Linked DNA regions of Homo sapiens: region 1 is linked to region 2. The links are chromatin loops, found by intact Hi-C in ENCODE. Cell type or tissue: PC-3. All regions are shown on one strand. Links, peaks and the distances in the headings refer to the core of each region. The heading gives the core; the rest is flanking DNA. Region 1 has its middle 62 kb from the start of TNFSF15. Region 2 overlaps TNFSF8 (TNF superfamily member 8).

Region 1 (8,339 bases), core at 163-8,162, 160 kb before region 2:
CCACCTCTCTCTGACTTCAAAATCTAGGCTCCAACAGAACAAGAGAATATGGACTTTGGGTTGAAACTAGGAACCACCACTAGTCCCCAAAGGGCAAATTCAAGGGAGGAGGGACTTTCTCTGTGTTTCTTACTGCCTTTGTAACTCTTTTATTGTCTAGTAATTTGGAAGAAGAGGAGCACAAAGGAATGTTAAATTCTAATTTTCTATTATTATTTTTTGCCTCTGGTTCTTCTGATCAGTAGAAATAGCTGCAAAGGAAGGGAGTCTTTCCCATATGATGCTTTGTGGGCATTACTTGGATCTCTCTTTGAATAAAAAATTGTTGGACTTGGAAGAGACCATGACATAGATTTATTCAATCTTGTTAGTTTATGAACTGGGAAACTGATTAGAAAACTACTTGCCCAAAGTCATATACTGTAATAAGATAATGGCTTTCATGCATTCAACAAATGTTCAATGAGTTGCCTACTACTTGCCAGTAAATGGACACAGTGTAAGATAGACAACTTCTCTGTTGCCATGAAGCTTTATATAAACAGAGATCCTAGAGGTAGCTTCACTTGTAGTTCTCCAACCTTCAAATAATCTGAAACAAAAATACTTTTCGCTCTTGGCTAGCCACATGTAGAAGAATGAAATTGGATCCTCATCTTATACAAAAATCAACTCAAGATGGATTAAGAATTTAAACCTAAGACCTGGAACTATAAAAATTCTAGAAGATAACATTGGAAAAACCCTCCTAGACACTGGCTTAGGCAAGGATTTTGTGACCAAGAACCTGCAAGCAAATGCAATAAAAACAAAGATAAATAGTTGGGACCTAATTAAACTAAAGAGCTTTTGCAAGGCAAAAGGAACAGTCAGCAGACTAAACAGAAAACCCACAGAATGGGAGAAAATCTTCACAATCTGCGCATCTCACAAAGGACTAATATCCAGAATCTACAACAAACTCAAATCAGTAAGAAAAAAACAGACAATCCCATCAAAAAGTGGGCTAAGGACATGAATAGACAACTGTCAAGATATACAAATGGCCAACGAACATATGAAAAAATGCACAACATCACTAATGATCAGAGAAATGCAAATCAAAACCACAATGCGATACCACCTTACTCCTGCAAGAATGGCCATAATAAAAAAAGCAAAAAACAGTAGATGTTGGCATGGATGCGGTGATCAGGGGACACTTGTGCACTGCTGATGGGAATGTAAGCTAGTACAGCCTCTATGGAAAACACTGTGGAGATTCCTTGAAGAACTAAAAGTGGAACTACCATTTGATCCAGCAATCCCACTACTGGGTATCGACCCAGAGGAAAAGAAGTCATTATTTGGAAAAGATACTTGCACATGCATGTTTATAGCAGCACAATTCATGATTGCAAAATCGTGGAACCAACTCAAATGCCCATCAATCAACAAGTTGATAAAGAAACTGTGGTATATATAGATGATGGAATACTACTCAGTCATAAAAAGAAATGAAAAAAGGCCACTGCATTTGCAGTGACCTGGATGAGACTGGAGACTATTATTCCAAGTGAAGTAACTCAGGAATGGAAAACCAAACATCGTATGTTCTTACTGATATGTGGGAGCTAAGCTATGAGGACACAAAGGCATAAGAATGATACAATGGACTCTGAGGACTTAGGGGGAAGAGTGGGAAGGGGGTGAGGGATAAAAGACTACAAATAGGGTGCAGTGTGTACTGCCTGGCTGATGGGTGCACCAAAATCTCACAAATCACCATGAAAGAACTTACTCTTGTAACCAAATACCACCTGTACTCCAATAACTTATGGAAAAATGAAATAAAAAAATAAAATTTAAAGTAAAAAACACTTTTGGCTCTTTTTCTTAATTTTTTTTAAACAATAAAGATAAAATGACAATTTTATCCAATGGCAGATAAATAGAAAAAAGTTTAACTATATTAGTTATCAAAAAATACAAACAAACCTTTTTTCCTTATCGATTTGCAAATATTTAGAAAAAAAAGACTGCCCAATGACGATGAAAGAATGTGGAATTCCACCGTCTCATACACTATTGACATAAATATAAATTAGCTTTTGTGAAGGAAAAAATTTGCAATATGTATCAAAACATTCTTGACCCAGAATTTACTTCTTAGATTATCTCCTGGAAAAATAACTCTGAATGTGTATGAAGATACATCAAATAAGGATCACAGTGTGATGTATAATAAACAGCAAAATCTGGCAATAATCTAAATGTTCAACATCTGATTGATTATATAATGTATGCTACAGCCACTCTATTGGTCAGGATTAGATTTGGCCATGTGTAACAGAAAATCCTAAATAACAGTAACTTAAACATAAATGGATTTGCCCTTTTCTACCTAAACAAAATCTGGAGGTAGGTAGTTTGGGTCACAAAGTTATTTAGAACTCAGGTTCCTTCTGTGTTTTCACTATTGCTATTCTTCGTGCAAGTTCAAGCTGTCTGCTAGAGCTACAGCTATTGTGTTCACATTCAATATGGAAGAGAGGAATGGCAACGTGCACAGCTTATTGGCCAGACCTTGATAATATGTATCTGCAAAGAGACTTGGAAAGGTAGATCTTTAGCTGGACACATTGCCTACAGCTTTGGCATAAGGAACAGAAAGAAATGAGAGAGAATGGGCATTGGATAGGCCTATGGTCTTCAAAAAACCTTGCTCACATGTTCCTGAAAAGGATTTTGAGTCTGGTCATGGTGGCTCATGACTGTAATCCCAGAACTTTGGGGGGCCGGGGTCAGGACTTTGAGACCAGCCTGGCCAACATGGTGAAACCCTGTCTCTACTTAAGATACAAAAATTAGCCAGGCATGGTGGCATGCACCTGTAGTCCCAGCTACTATGGAGGCTGAGGCATGATAGTTGCTTGAACCCAGGAGGCAGAGGTTGCAGTGAGCCCATATCAGGTCACTGCACTCCAGCCTGGGCGACAGAGCAAGACTGTCTCAAAAAAAAAAAAAAAAAAAAAAAATTTTGAAAAATTATCTACCATTTTGTACTTCTTTAAATTGTTCCTGATTTTTTTTTAAAATCACAGGTGTACATGAATATGAAGAATACAACTTCTGGCCCATTGTAAATATTGACATAAAAAATAAAGCTGTTGCATCATCTCTTAAAATACACCCAATGGAATGTAAATACCATTGTGATGTAATAGCCACCATCCTCCACCTAAAACATAACTCAAACTGTTGGCAAATCTCTATTTTTCTTTTTTCTCATTCTACTTCTTCTACAGACTTTTTCCTAATATAGTATATATTTTTCTGTTTGAAAGTTTTTTGAATTGACCACCTTATACCTTTCCGCCACAACAATATATATAGAAATATAAATTTTAACTTCATGTGGCTTTAAGATTTTAAAAGTATTAAAATATTTCTTTGGATTATCATTACAATTATTAATACTAGGTGGGGAGCAGTGGCTTATGCCTGTAAATCCCAGCGTTTTGGGAGGCTGAGGCGGGAGGATCGCTTGAGCTCAGAAGTTCAAGACCAGCCTGGGCAACATAGTGAGACACTGTCTCTACAAGAAATTTTTGAAAAAATTAGCCAGGCATGGCAGTGCATGCCTGTGGTCCCAGCTGCTTGTGGGGCTGAGGTAGAATTGCTTGAGCCTGGCAAGTCAAGGCTGTGGTGAGCTATGATTGTGCCACTGCACTCCAGCTCCTGGAGGGTATGGTATCTGCATAAACTATTTGGTATTTTTTTTGGTATAGCAGATTTGTCTCTTCTCCTTTTGTTAACTTAGTCACTCTTTTTTGTTTATATCAACACAGACTCATGGATATTTATTTTATACTTTGGGCCATAATCCAATACTATCTTATTGATTTGGTTGCTCAAATGGTTCCAGCTTTGGCCATTGGATGATCTTTTAATTGGCTACTGGGTCCCTTGGAAATAATCCCATCATTTTGTCTTTTGAGCATTTTCTTACTTTTTAGCATGAGAGGCCATTTCTTTTTTTTTCTTTTTTCTTCAACCTTTATTTTATTTATTATTATTATTATTTTATTTTATTTTTGAGACAGTCTCACTCTATCGCCCAGGCTGGGGTGTAGTGGTGCAATCTTGGCTCACTGCAACTTACGTCTCCTAGGTTCAAGCAATTCTTGTGCCTCAGCCTCCAGAGTAGCTGGGATTACGGGTGAGCACCACCACGCCAGGCTAATTTTTTTTTTTTTGTATTTTTGGTAGAGATAGGGTCTCACCATGTTGGCCATGGCTGGTCTCTAAATCCTGGCCTCAAGTGATCTGCCCGCCTTGGCTTCCCAAAGTGCTGGGATTACAGGTGTGAGCCACCGTTCCTGGCCTTCAACTTTTATTTTAGTTTCAGGGGTACATGTGCAGGTTTGTTACATGGGTATATTGTTACATGGGCAGGTTTGGGGTAGATTGATCCTGTCACCCAGGTATAAGCATAGTACCCGAGAGGTAGTTTCTCAGCCTTTGCTTCCCTTTATTCCTCCTCCCTCTTATGGTCTCCACTGTCTATCTTTCCCATCTTTGTATCCATGTGTACCCAATGTTTAGCTCCCACTTACAAGTGAGAATATGTGGCATTTGGTTTTCTGCTTCTGTGTTAGTTTGCCTAGGATAATGAGATGTCATTTCAGATCACTAAATTAAAATAGCACTTCATCTCCAACCAATCCCTCTCTATGACACAACCTTTAAGATATTTTTATGGAATGAATCACTATAAAAATTATCTTTTTTAAATTTTAAATTTTGTGGGTTCATACTAGGTATATAGATTTATGAGGTACATGAAATGTTTTGATATAGGCATGCAATGCATAATAATCACATCTTGGAGAATAGAGTATCCATCCCCTGAAGCATTTATCCTTTGTGTTACAAACAATCCAATTATACCCTTTTAGTTATTTTAAAATGTACAATTAAGTTATCATTGACTATAGTCACCCTGTTGTACTATCAAACAGTAGGTCTTATTTATTCTATATTTTTTTGTACCCATTAATTATCCTCACTTTCCCCCCAACCTCCACTACCCTTCCCAGCCTCTGGTAACCATCCTTCTACTCTCTATGTCCATGAATTCAATTGTTTTGATTTTAGATCCCACAAGTAAGTGAGAACATGTGACATTTATCTTTCCCTGCTGGCTTATTTAACTTAACATAATGACCTCCAATTCCATCCATGTTGTTGCAAATGACAGAATCTCATTCTTTTTTAATGGCTGAATATACTCCATTGTGTATATGTGCCACATTGTCTTTATCCATTCATCTGTTGATGGACTCTTGGCTTGCTTACAAATCTTGGCTATTGTGAATGGTGCTGTAACAAACATGGGAGGGCAAATATCACTTCGATATCCTGATTTCCTTTCTTTGGGTATATACCCAGCAGTGAGACAGCTGGAACATACAGTAGCTCTATTTTTAGTTTTTTTGAGGAACCTCTGAACTGTTCTCCATAGTGGTTGTACTAATTTACATTCCCACTAACAGTGTACAAGGGTTCCCTTTTCTCCACGTCCTTGCCAACATTCGTTATTGCCTGCTTTGGATCTAAGCCATTTGAACTGTGTACAATTATGTTTTTTGGAGATGGGTGGAGTAGAGGAATGTTATTTTTTGGTGACTAAACCATGTATTTTTGTCAGCGATTACTCTCGCTTCCTAGTGGTCCAGTAGCTCCTATGTAAATAGTCAAATTCAGCCAACTTAGACCACAGAGCCTCCTGTGCCATGTAAAGAGGATTCTCCTCTACTGAGACAACAAGACCATGAGGAGCAAGGCGGATGTCACATTAGAGATGTTCTGATTGGGCTGGGAGAGGAAGGGGAAAACCTTGTTAGGGTGAGGGTCAGAGGATGCAAAGACTCAGATGTGTGTGTCCCATTCTGACCCTGCTTGTCTGGACTAATATCTGGAAGGGGAGGCCTTCCTCAAGATGAAGGGAGCACCCAAGCAGAGGAGGTTTGTGCTGGGTCGCTGGAGGATGCTTCTTTGCTGGGTCACTCATGTCAATTAGGGAGAGGAGGGTGGTGCAGAGAAGAGGCAGCACTTTCAGAAGCACAGAGGCAGAGCTGCAGAGCCAGATGTGGTACCACTTGTTGGGCGGGGAGCAGTCTTGGTCCTGGCTGCTCCTCCATGGAGTGAGAAGCATCCAGACAATTCCTGCATCCATCCTGGGGGCACTCTTCCTGGGGAGGAGATTGTGGCAGAGGCTTAGCATGGGTACCCTTCTCATAGGCCCAGTGGAGTATGTGACTGAGGCCCAGCAGAACCTTCAGGGCTAGCCAGAGCTGAGGCGGGGCTGAGTCACCCAGGGAGGACAACACAGGTCCATATCAGGCCTGGCATCTGTCAGTCATGTGTGAGGACCCAGAGGCCAGAGCATAGATCAGAGGCCCCATCTTTTAATATCATAGTGACACCACACCAGTCTCCTTACTCACCCAGAACAGAGAAAAAGAAAAGGTGAGGCTTTACCCAAAAGAACCTGAGATGAAAGAGACTATTGCACATGGAAATTACTGAGATAACTGTTAATTGGCAAATTGAAGTTTCCCTCTCTGTTTTCTTTACTGGTGAATCCCCAGACATTAGAACTGTGCTTGGCACAGAGAAGGCATCCAATAAATGTTTGAATGAATGAACCACAGAGACAATAACCCACTTCAGGAGGCCAGACTGGGGGAAGAAAGGCAATGCAATCCCATTCCATCTGGTTTTAAAAAATTGTTCTCCAGACCTTTATCCAAACTCCTCCTTCTCCTGCTATAAAACAAATGTTCCCGTGGCTAGCAATGAATACAAACAGATGTCGTGGAACAGTGATGGTGATTGCAAGAGAGAGGGGAGGATGCAGGCTTTGTGTCTCTAGGAGCATCTAGATGCCAGCTCAGCTTTTAAAAAGGCTTTTTCTGTGCTTTTCTTTATTTGTCATAGTTCTAATAATTCACAAGTGTTGATTTTGAATTCAGCAAAGGGAAATCTATTCAAACTGCTTTTGACAGCCTTTGGCATCCATTGTTTGGGATTGTTTTGTTTGTTTGTTTTTTTCTGTTTAAATATCAGGAGGTGGTATAGTACAACAGCTAAGAGGGTGAACTCTGGAGTCAGAGTGCCTGATGTCAAATCCCAGACTGACATTTGCTAGCTTTGTGACCTCTGGGAAACTAATCCTCTTTAAGCCTTAGCTTATTGACTGAGCTCCACTTGTCTCTTAGACACTGGTCCAATTTTTTTCATCCATTCTTGTTACTTTCTATGCTTCTATTTGCATATTTTCTATTGACTTGTCTTCTCCTATGTCTAGTCTGCTGTTAATGTATCCATGGTTTTAATTCAAACATATTTTTCAGTTCTAGAAAGTCTACTTGATTCTTTTTCATAAATTCTGACTCTCTTGAAATTCCTTTCTTTCCCACTATTCTAACTTCTATTTTCTTGACTATATTAAAATAGTCATTTTAGAGTCTCCATCTAATAAATCTGAGATTATCTGAATCATCTTTGAGTCTGTTTCGGTTGTCTATTTTAAATTTTCATCATACCTCATAATTTTGGAACAGATGCTAGATATAGTGGATGAAAAATTGTAGAGGTTCTGCATGATGTTATCTTTTTCCAAAGATCGTTAAGTTTTCTTCTGAAAGGCAGATAAAGCACTGGCAGATCACCTTGAAATTGTCAAAAGCCTGATTTTAATCTTTATTAGAGTCAGTCTATTTCAAGGTTTCTCTTACCCCTAGCGTACAGCCTTTACTGTTAGTGCATGGTCATTTATTCTAATGGATGGTCTTTTGGGAGACTCAATTGAAAATCTAGGGTATTTACCAAGGTCTTTCACCTTGGCGGGGCTTGAATTTCAACCTTAGTCTCCTAACACCTTGGAGTTGCTGAAGGTTGTTCTTGTCCCTTTAGCTTTTAAGCTGCTTTTTCTGCTGGGTTTCTTGGAGTCTTGGCCTGTGATTAAGCATTTTGGGAGTTGGCCATGTGTGGATTATATGCAGAATTTAGGAGTCTTTCTCTGTATTTTCCTGTCTCCCTCAAGTTCTCACCATTTCAGCAGCCCTGAATTCCAACATCTACCCCTTTGGCCCACTGAGACTGCTGCTTTCTGTCTGGGTTCTAGTCTTCTACACAGTGATTTGGAAAATGCCCTCATAAAATACACTAGGGAGAATGTAAAATTTGCATCAATTGCATTCTCTCTTTCAAAGACTCCTTAATTCCTGTCTTTGTTGGTTGTACACCAATGCTTTGAAATAATATATATTATTATATATACTTTAGCTTTA
Region 2 (8,333 bases), core at 1-8,000:
TGGAGGCTCTCAAAACAGAAGAAATAGATCAAGACCATACAGTGAATTAGAGGTTGGGCTGGGACATCCATTCATCCCTTCTGATTCTGTGTGGGGCTCTGCCCACCACACTACATTGCTTCCCTGCCTGCTATCTGAAAGATACTTCACTAAAAACTCTCTTTTTAACCCTGGAGCTGTATCTTTCCAAGAGACAGAAGGAGAAGTATACTATTTAATACCCTGTGTAGTTTGTCTTGGTCTAAAGTTTTCTTTTTGCCCAAGTGTTTGGAGGGATGAAATACTGTATGGTAGAGAGGCGCTTTCTTCCTGAAGGCCAAGAGAAACTGTTCAGTCTGAATTACTGTATAAGAAGATGGACAACACATTCTCAAGAGGAAAGGTGCTTGTATCTATGTACTGGAATGTATCCACATTGACTGATATGGTGGTGTTGACCTGCAGGTAATCCAGCAAGAATTGAGAGAGATTCTGGTATACGTGTTTCGTTTGCATTCCAGACTCACACACTGTCACCAGGGCCTGTTTTTTGATATGCTTGTTGATGAGAAGCTCCAACTTCAGATCGACAGAATTATTTGGGCATTGTACAAGAAACTGCAGTTGGCAAATGATGAAGTACAAACCAGGGAATTGGATCACCAGATTCCCATCCTGATATCTGACTCCATGGAGAATGCCATCTTTGTTCCAAGACAACTTGGTTTTGTTTAGATGCTTTGCCACTAGAAAGAGAAGTATAGAAAACAGAATTATTGAGAAGATTGTAGGTACGCATTGCAAAATTCTAAGTCTTTGTTCAAAGTTTCCCATTCAAGACCCATGTTTTCTGTAATGTTCCAATCATCTGAATATCTTCCATGTTACTCCCTCTAGAGTCTACTTATTACTCAAGGCACAGGTATAAAACCACCCCTCTTCCTTTTCTTCAATGCTGAAAGCTGGAGGTTCAGAACACACATGGTACTTTACTTCTACCTCCTATAGAATGGTTTTCCACTGAATCATTATCATATTATATTATTCTATGATGAATATGATGAACTTTCCCTTTTCAGACTATAAGCTCCTGGACTCTGTTCTCCACAAGATTGGAACTATTATGTTCATTTATCATGAATGGTCATTGCAAAAGGTATCAGAGATAGGAAATTCAATAATATTGAGTTTGATAGGCATTGCAGAAAGTACAAGGTAGGACATTCAATAATATTATTCAGTTAATATCCAATTTAGGTTTGAAGATGTCCAGGAGAATCGCCATTAATTTTCACATTAAGATGTATCCTCTAACGGTTCATTGTCTGAATTTTTGAATGCCTTTTTCCCTTCAAAGGGCAGCCAAAAATAATTGTGCAGGTCCCCCATGTGCTTATTAAGGGGCTCTTGCCATCTGGGATTTATTGAAAAGCAGAGAATTAGCAGACCCTCTAAGCTGACAAGTTTGTGTTGGAAGGTGAGTCTCTAAGTCCTAACACGTGAAAATTAGCACTGACTGGTAAGGGTGACTTTCAGGGCCAGGAAGCTGGCATGCTAGTTTTAATTGCTTCCATGCTTTCCCTTTAAACCTCGTTGCAATTCAACTGAAGAGTGAGAACTAATCTAACTGCAAAATTGAATTTTTAAAATGAGCAGGATGGCTATTCAGAGAATCTTGGCCATCTCTTTCTCACTCTGCAGTCTAAAGTGCCTCTTATTGCTTCATTTGTAAGGGGCCTCTTACCTGAAGCACACTGCAATATGCAAATCGGCCCTGTGCTGACATGTTCATTAAGCTGTCAATCTGGGGACAAGGCAATTTTATGGTTCCCTTGTGAATAACTTCATAGAGGCAGAGATTAAGTGCCTGCCTCCCTTGCATTAGGAAAAGGACTGTGTACTTTGCTGAAATTGGTAGGTAGCTGAATAAGGAGGGGTGAGGGGTGAGGGGTGGGGCTGGTGGTGGCAGTGGTGGTGGGGACCATGAATGCCCACAGAGGCCAGGTAGGCAACATAAAGGAGTGAATGGGACTGAGGAAAGAGAAGCCTTGTAGCTTTGGAGAATGACGCTCTCCCCGCTAAGACATTCAAATTCAAATTACAAAAAAATTTCCTGCAGACTAAACAGTACACATCTGCAGGTCACATTTGGCCATGGGACTCTAATTATGACTTCTGGCTTAAAAGTTGCTGAAAAGCCACAGAAGCGGTTTTCATATGTTTAGGTTTCCTGGGCTTGGTTACTGACCTTGGAGGTAGGCCCATGACTTCTTGAATGGAGCCCTTTTCAGGATACATAAGAGGTCTTCTGAGCAATTTCCTAAAAATAAGGAGACGATGCATTAAAATGTCTTTTGCCGTTTTGGGATCTGGAAATACCTGATCTTTTTCTACAACACTTTGATGGAGACAATTACCGTTCTGTTTTCCATTTTCAGAATAAGGAGAAAAGCTCTTTATTTCTCATTTTGCCATCAGGTATTTTAGGATTTTAATTTTTTAAATTTATTTTTATTGATTGCTTCCACTTGGACTTTTATGGAAGACTGTGGAAATCAGGGAAGGAAACAAATATGACATCCATTCCTATAATGTGTCAGGGGCCATTTTTTGGCACTATACGTATTTCATCTCCTTAATCTTTGCAGCAACTCTGTGAGAGGGGTATTATTAAGCCCCTTTTACAGATGGGAAAAAAATCTGGGGGCCACGCAGGTGAAATACATTGTTTCGTGGTGCCTTGCCAGGCAGTGGTAGTGAGAATGATAATACTGATAGTAAATACTGTCAACTTATCTACCACACACCAGAAACTAGTCTGGGTACTTTTACAGCTGGGTAATATATCAGCTAATCTAGTTCTCAGACTAATCCTGCAGGGTTAACTTTGATGCCTAGAGGTGGTCAATACCATCGCCTAAGTTCAGACAAGTTTGTGTAAATGCTGGAATTGCCCATGGCTAATTCCAGAGGCCAGGTTTCCTGTTCTAGGCTATTTTGCTAGACAACGAAGATAAAAACATCTTGGTGTTCAATTTTAAGAGGACACAGGGTTAAAGAAATCTTAACAGAAGTCCTGCTATTTGGAGCTTCCTTGGCAGAGGCAAACATAATATTATGTTATTATGGTATTTAAGAAATAAAAATATTTTTCATATATTCACTAGTGATGGTGGCTTAGCTTTTTTTTATTACAGTAACTACTTAATATTTTGTATGCAAAGATTCAAGTTATACATTTCCTGCAATGACACTTGAATTCAACTTATTCAGAGCTAATCTCTTCTTTGATCCTTGGTTTCCCCATGTGTAAAACTGGACAATCTTTGACCTGACATGGACATCTTCTCAAAGATGTCACCAGAGATGACCATGTAGTCCATCCATCAGACGGTAGGCAGCCAACGGCCCATTCAATGGAGCAGCCACACCCTGGGATATTTGCTCACTGCATTGCCGAGTAGTACCTGCTGGGCTCACAACCTTTCCCATTGCAGTCTCTGCCCAGCCCTGAGAAAGTCCCTCCTGGCCATCCTCATAGCTTCATGGGGGCTTTGGAGTGGTTGAAAGTTAAATGAAGAGTTCCCTCTGCTGTCTGAACAAGCTCACTGCGAGAGGCACTCCGGGCAGAAGCAGGGGCAGTTTTCCTCCTTATCTGCTGCATCCACATAGAGCTTCTGGTCCAAAGCTCTCTTGGTGGTGAGAGCCAGTGGGTCAGCTGTCATCCCCTTGGTTTCATCCTCATGCATCCTCTGATCAGTGCTCTGGTCCTGCCTGTTGCAGCCCACAGCCCACACTCTTGGGGTTTGTAGTCAGAACCCCAACACTAATGGCTGCTTATGCTCCTAATGGACTGTGACTATGGTTAGAGAGTCCTCCTGGCGTAGCCTCCTACTCTAAGCTGCAGAACATCAAGCCAGGGAGACAGACCTGGCTGTCTGTTTGCATGGAAGCCCTTTCTGACTCCTTTCGCCTGCAGGATCAGGCCCAAGCTCCTCAGCATGGCTTTCATGGTCCCCATTGTTCTGACTCCTACTGAACTCTCTGGTCTCACCCCTCACCTTCCCTCCTCCCCTTTCCCTTTATGTTCCAATAGTAATAATAACGAGGAGGAACAGTGATAATAATATGAATGGTCATAACTAATACATGTTGAGTGATAGCCATTTTCCAGGTACTCTGCTAAGTATGCTACATGCATTATTTCATTTAATTCTCACAATAACACGATAAGAGAGGTACCATAATTAAGTCTATCTTGTACATAAGGAAATGGACCCTTTTAAAGGTTAACTGACTTGTTCACATTCACACAGGTAGTCAGGGGTGGAGTAGAGATCCAAACTCAGGCTGCCTGACCGCTGCCCGAATGGATTCCTGACTGCTGTCCGGGAGTTTGGGGCTTTGCAGTCCCCCTAAACATACCATTTAGGAATGTTGATTTATCATTACACCTTGGCACTTGCTGGGCTCTCTACCTGGACTGCCTCCTTCACCAGGCAAGTTTTTCCTTGTTTGAAACACAGCCTAGCAGTCAGCTCCTCCAGGATACTTCCTTTGCCTATTTGCCCATTCTATCAGACAGTGAACCCTCAGGGCAGAGACTCCTGTTTATAAACCCCCACTGCCCAGTCTAGCAGATGCTCTGTAAATATTTGTTGAATTGAATCACCTAGTTCATCTTTCTTGTTTCCCTCTGTGGATACAGAGTAAGTACTTAGGACAACAGTGAGGTGAATCAGGACGCTTGGCTTGCCTTTTGCCTGAGGGCTAGAATAACACAGGGCCTCATTCTCCCACTGGCATTGCAGGTCAGGCTAGATTAGATGGGAAGATAAGATTCATGCCTTGGGCTGAGGCCAGCACAAAACATCAAGAACAGGCTCTGCTCATTGGCCGAAAGCCCTCTTACACTGTTCTCCTTACCCCTTATGGCAGGTGAGCCTCTGTAAACAGGTGGCTGGAGAAGTGCAAGCCCAGGCTTGCCTCTCACACGTTCTGGTTCTTTTGTTGTTTTTTCCCCTTTGGGTTGACCTCAGTTGTAATTCTGAGAAACCCGAGGATGGAAAAAAAAAACACCTTATTTTGAAACATTTGCATTTCCTGAAGTCAAATGGCATGGTATATTTTAGTTTTTCTTTAAAAATCATTTAGATGGTTTCTAGCTAAAGGGAAAAACACAGGCAGCCCTTTTAGGAATGATGTTGCCAGAGCTGGTTCAGAAAGGGGCTAAAAGCAGGACACTAGAGGAGCTATTGAGGGAATGGGCTGTTAAACTTGGAGAAGACCCCAGAGAAGGGCACAGCCTCTGTCCTTTAATGCTTGATGAGGCTGTCGGCACACCGTGGGGCCCAAGCACTAAACCTCCAAGTGGAAGAGGAAGGAGATGAAGCCCTCAGCTAAGAGCTAACACTGCTCTAATCCCCATTTCTCAGATGCAGCAATGGAAAGACGTACACTAAAAACACCTATGTCACACTGTGAGTCACAGTGCTGGCAGCTCACAGAGTTGACCAGTCAGTGCTGCTCAAAAAAGAGGTGGGCTGCTTTGGAGGTCATGAGGCTCTTATCAAGAGCTAGATGAACATTTCATGGGTCATCAGCCGTGTGGCCTGAGTCTTCTCATCACCCTGTGAGTCTATGATATAACTTTCTTTTTTGGTTAGGAAGACAGAAAAACGTGACTTATAAATAGTGGCATTACATGCAGCTGAAATTCTGCAATGTCCCTGGAATTCTGAAGGCTGGGAGCAGAGGGAGCAAAAAGTGATGCCTGGAGAGGTTTAGTTTGAAGAACAGAGCATCAGAGTGGGGGAAGTGAGAACTGTCTGCAAGTCACGGCTGAGTTGATGACCTGGGAGTTAGAATCCTGGGATTTCTCCTCTCTGGGCTCTAGTGTCCCTATTAGGTTTGTGCAAAAGTAATTGTGGTTTTGGCATTAAAAGCAATAACAAAAACTGCAATTACTTCTGCACCAACATAATAGATGAAGAGCAGTGTGGATTTGATGATCTGTCTTAAAGGGCCTACCTAGCTTATTTCAGCAGGCTGTATAGACTCAGCCATCCCCTATCAGACCTGCTGGTGGTGGGGGTGGGAAGGTTTGGGATGGGGAGTCGGTCCCAGCTGCACCTGTCTATCTTTATGGGCATGTTGCATTACCCAAGGTAGGAGACTGTGTCTTCACACATTCAGGTTTTCAGACACCTGCAGTAGTAGAACAGAATATTTTAGCTCTGAGGACAATCTAAGTTATGAATAGTCTGGTTCTGTAAGGATTTGCATAGTTTGGAGAAATGAAAGTTCCCTGAGATGGCCTGGTTCAGGCTTGGTGAACACATAACCCATGTGCTCCTCAATGTTGCCCCTATGGCAGGCTGATCCTAGGTCATCCAGAGAGTTAGTGAGAGAGACAGGACCAGAGACCAGGGCTCCTTACTCTTTCTGTAGGGCAGTCTATCTTTCAGACAACCCTAGCACTGCCTGAACTTCCCTGAGGACCAAAGCTTTCAGATGCATCAGCTTTGTAAATCATCTTTCCAAGCTTTAGCCTCTTCTAGAAGGATCATGGGACTTTCTGTGGTTTTGTTTGAGAGGCTGAAGAGAAAGATGTGCCAACAAAACCCTCCTGGCCAGTTTCACACAGAGGAGAGAGATAGAAAGAGAGGTTGCTCGAGGTGGTGAAAGGAGCATATTCTAGAAGGTCAAGATTATGGAAACCTTAAGACTAGCTCTCACCTTGAGATTTCACAATATTAGACAGAAAGGGTCACTAAATGCCATGCTAACAGAGATCCTAGTTTTAGGAGTGGCGAGACTACCCAGAGAGACTAGGGTCTGGCCCAAGACTCCACAGTAGGTAAATGGTGGAGCTGGGTTCAGAACACAGGGCTTCTGACTTCTAATCCAGGGCTCTTCTCTGACTTTCAGTATTCCTGTGGAATAGGAAGGGTTAAATGCAGGAAGAAGTGGGTTTGCAGCCACTACAGACACTGGAACTGAAAACTGACAAGACAGCTGGAGGTGCTGGGAAAACAAGCACTAATGAGCTCCTGGGTTCCATCTTGTGGGAGAATGCCAGCAGATGACTTCAGGCCCATGTGCTGAACACTGCCAAGTTACAAGTCATGGGCACATAAAGATGCAAATATGCTCAAGGCGGCTCTACCATGGCAAAACAGACCAAGCCAACCATCCCGGCCAGATGGTATGTGGTTTGAGTGCCAGGTACCTTCCAGATGTACAGCACCTTTGATATAAGAACAAGGAAGACACGATGCATCGCAAAAAGAGCACCTGAATTCTGGTCATAGCTTTTAGCTCTGGATCTGTCATTTCCCCTTACTGAGCCTCAGCTGCCACATCCATTAAGTGAGAATTAAAACAATCAACCTAAATGTATGGATGTCATGAAGATGCAATGAGACCGTGGATGTCAAGTGATCAGTGTGGCCTGTGGCTAGAGGAGACACTCAGTAAAGTAGATTCTTTCTGCCTTACTCCTCTTTTCTTTGTTGTTATAGTGGCACAGTTTAGCAATGCCACTTAGCAGAGTGAATTGGCAGATGAAATGCTCATTAAAATGAAGCTCATGACATTATTTGATGGACGGGAGCTTCTCAATTAAGTACCTAAGTGTTTAAGGCTATCTGATGCTTCCAGGAATGTGTGCTGAATCCTCTTTACATTTGTTGAAAAATGTTTTAATCCTTCCAAGAAGGAAAGGGATTATCCTAATGACTCTGCATCTGCCATGCCCTGGCTTCTTCATTCCAGGCTTCAGGGACAATATCCAGGAGAGTCCCAACAGTGACATCTAGAGGACAGTCTCTCCCCTCTGGATAAAATTTGGATTCAAAGTGAGTCCTTAACCTGAGCAAGGGTCATTTCAACTATTAGGTTGGTGCAAAAGTAATTGAGGCTTTTGACCAATTCCTTGATATCACTAAGCCAACTAGTAATAGAGAGATAAACTGCAGGATGGACCATTTGTTAAACAAAGGACCACTAGGTGACCCTGATTTCCAAAAGGATTTGGAGAATGCCCATATGAACACACTTAGTGCTGACTGAGCACATAGGAAGTGATCAGTAAATATAAATTAAGGTCAAGTTGGAATTCCTTTAAATAATTTAAATCCTGCCTCCCCCCGCCCCCTGCCCCACCTACTTTCCTTGGGATGTTAAGGTCTTTTCAGTCCTGACTTGTTGCAGTGTATCTGCAACAGTTAGTAAACCTGTCTGACACTATGGGCATTTCCTTGGAATTCATTTATACTAAACACAGGTTGAATTGACATTACTGTGGGTAAGTAAGAAGCATCTTTAAAGTCTATAATTTAAAAGGAAAGGTG

The links. Peaks named below come from ENCODE experiments on the same cell type or tissue, not always from the same donor. Only the 100,000 strongest peaks of a DNase experiment are listed, where the experiment ranks them.
Region 1: a loop joins it to region 2, with 7 times the contacts of the local background. A loop is called at or near these places in 101 of 110 quality-filtered maps.

What each region holds. Positions count from the first base shown.
Region 1 is chr9:114,739,977-114,748,315 of GRCh38, forward strand. No RefSeq gene overlaps it. Among named protein-coding and RNA genes, the nearest start is that of TNFSF15, 62 kb to the right of the region's middle. In PC-3, for the core only: no CTCF peak of the experiment used is centred there; a DNase peak (open chromatin) is centred at 5,685; H3K27ac peaks cover 1,241 bases.
Region 2 is chr9:114,903,601-114,911,933 of GRCh38, forward strand. TNFSF8 (TNF superfamily member 8) reads right to left here. Exons shown (of 4, transcript NM_001244.4): 3 at 2,228-2,299; 4 at 1-725. The coding sequence ends at 331. Among named protein-coding and RNA genes, the nearest start is that of TNFSF8, 23 kb to the right of the region's middle. RefSeq lists enhancers at 3,746-4,368, 4,369-4,990. In PC-3, for the core only: CTCF peaks have their summits at 3,575 (motif pointing left), 7,796 (motif pointing left) and 8,000; DNase peaks (open chromatin) are centred at 3,541, 4,711, 5,461 and 7,771; H3K4me3 peaks cover 906 bases; H3K27ac peaks cover 3,513 bases.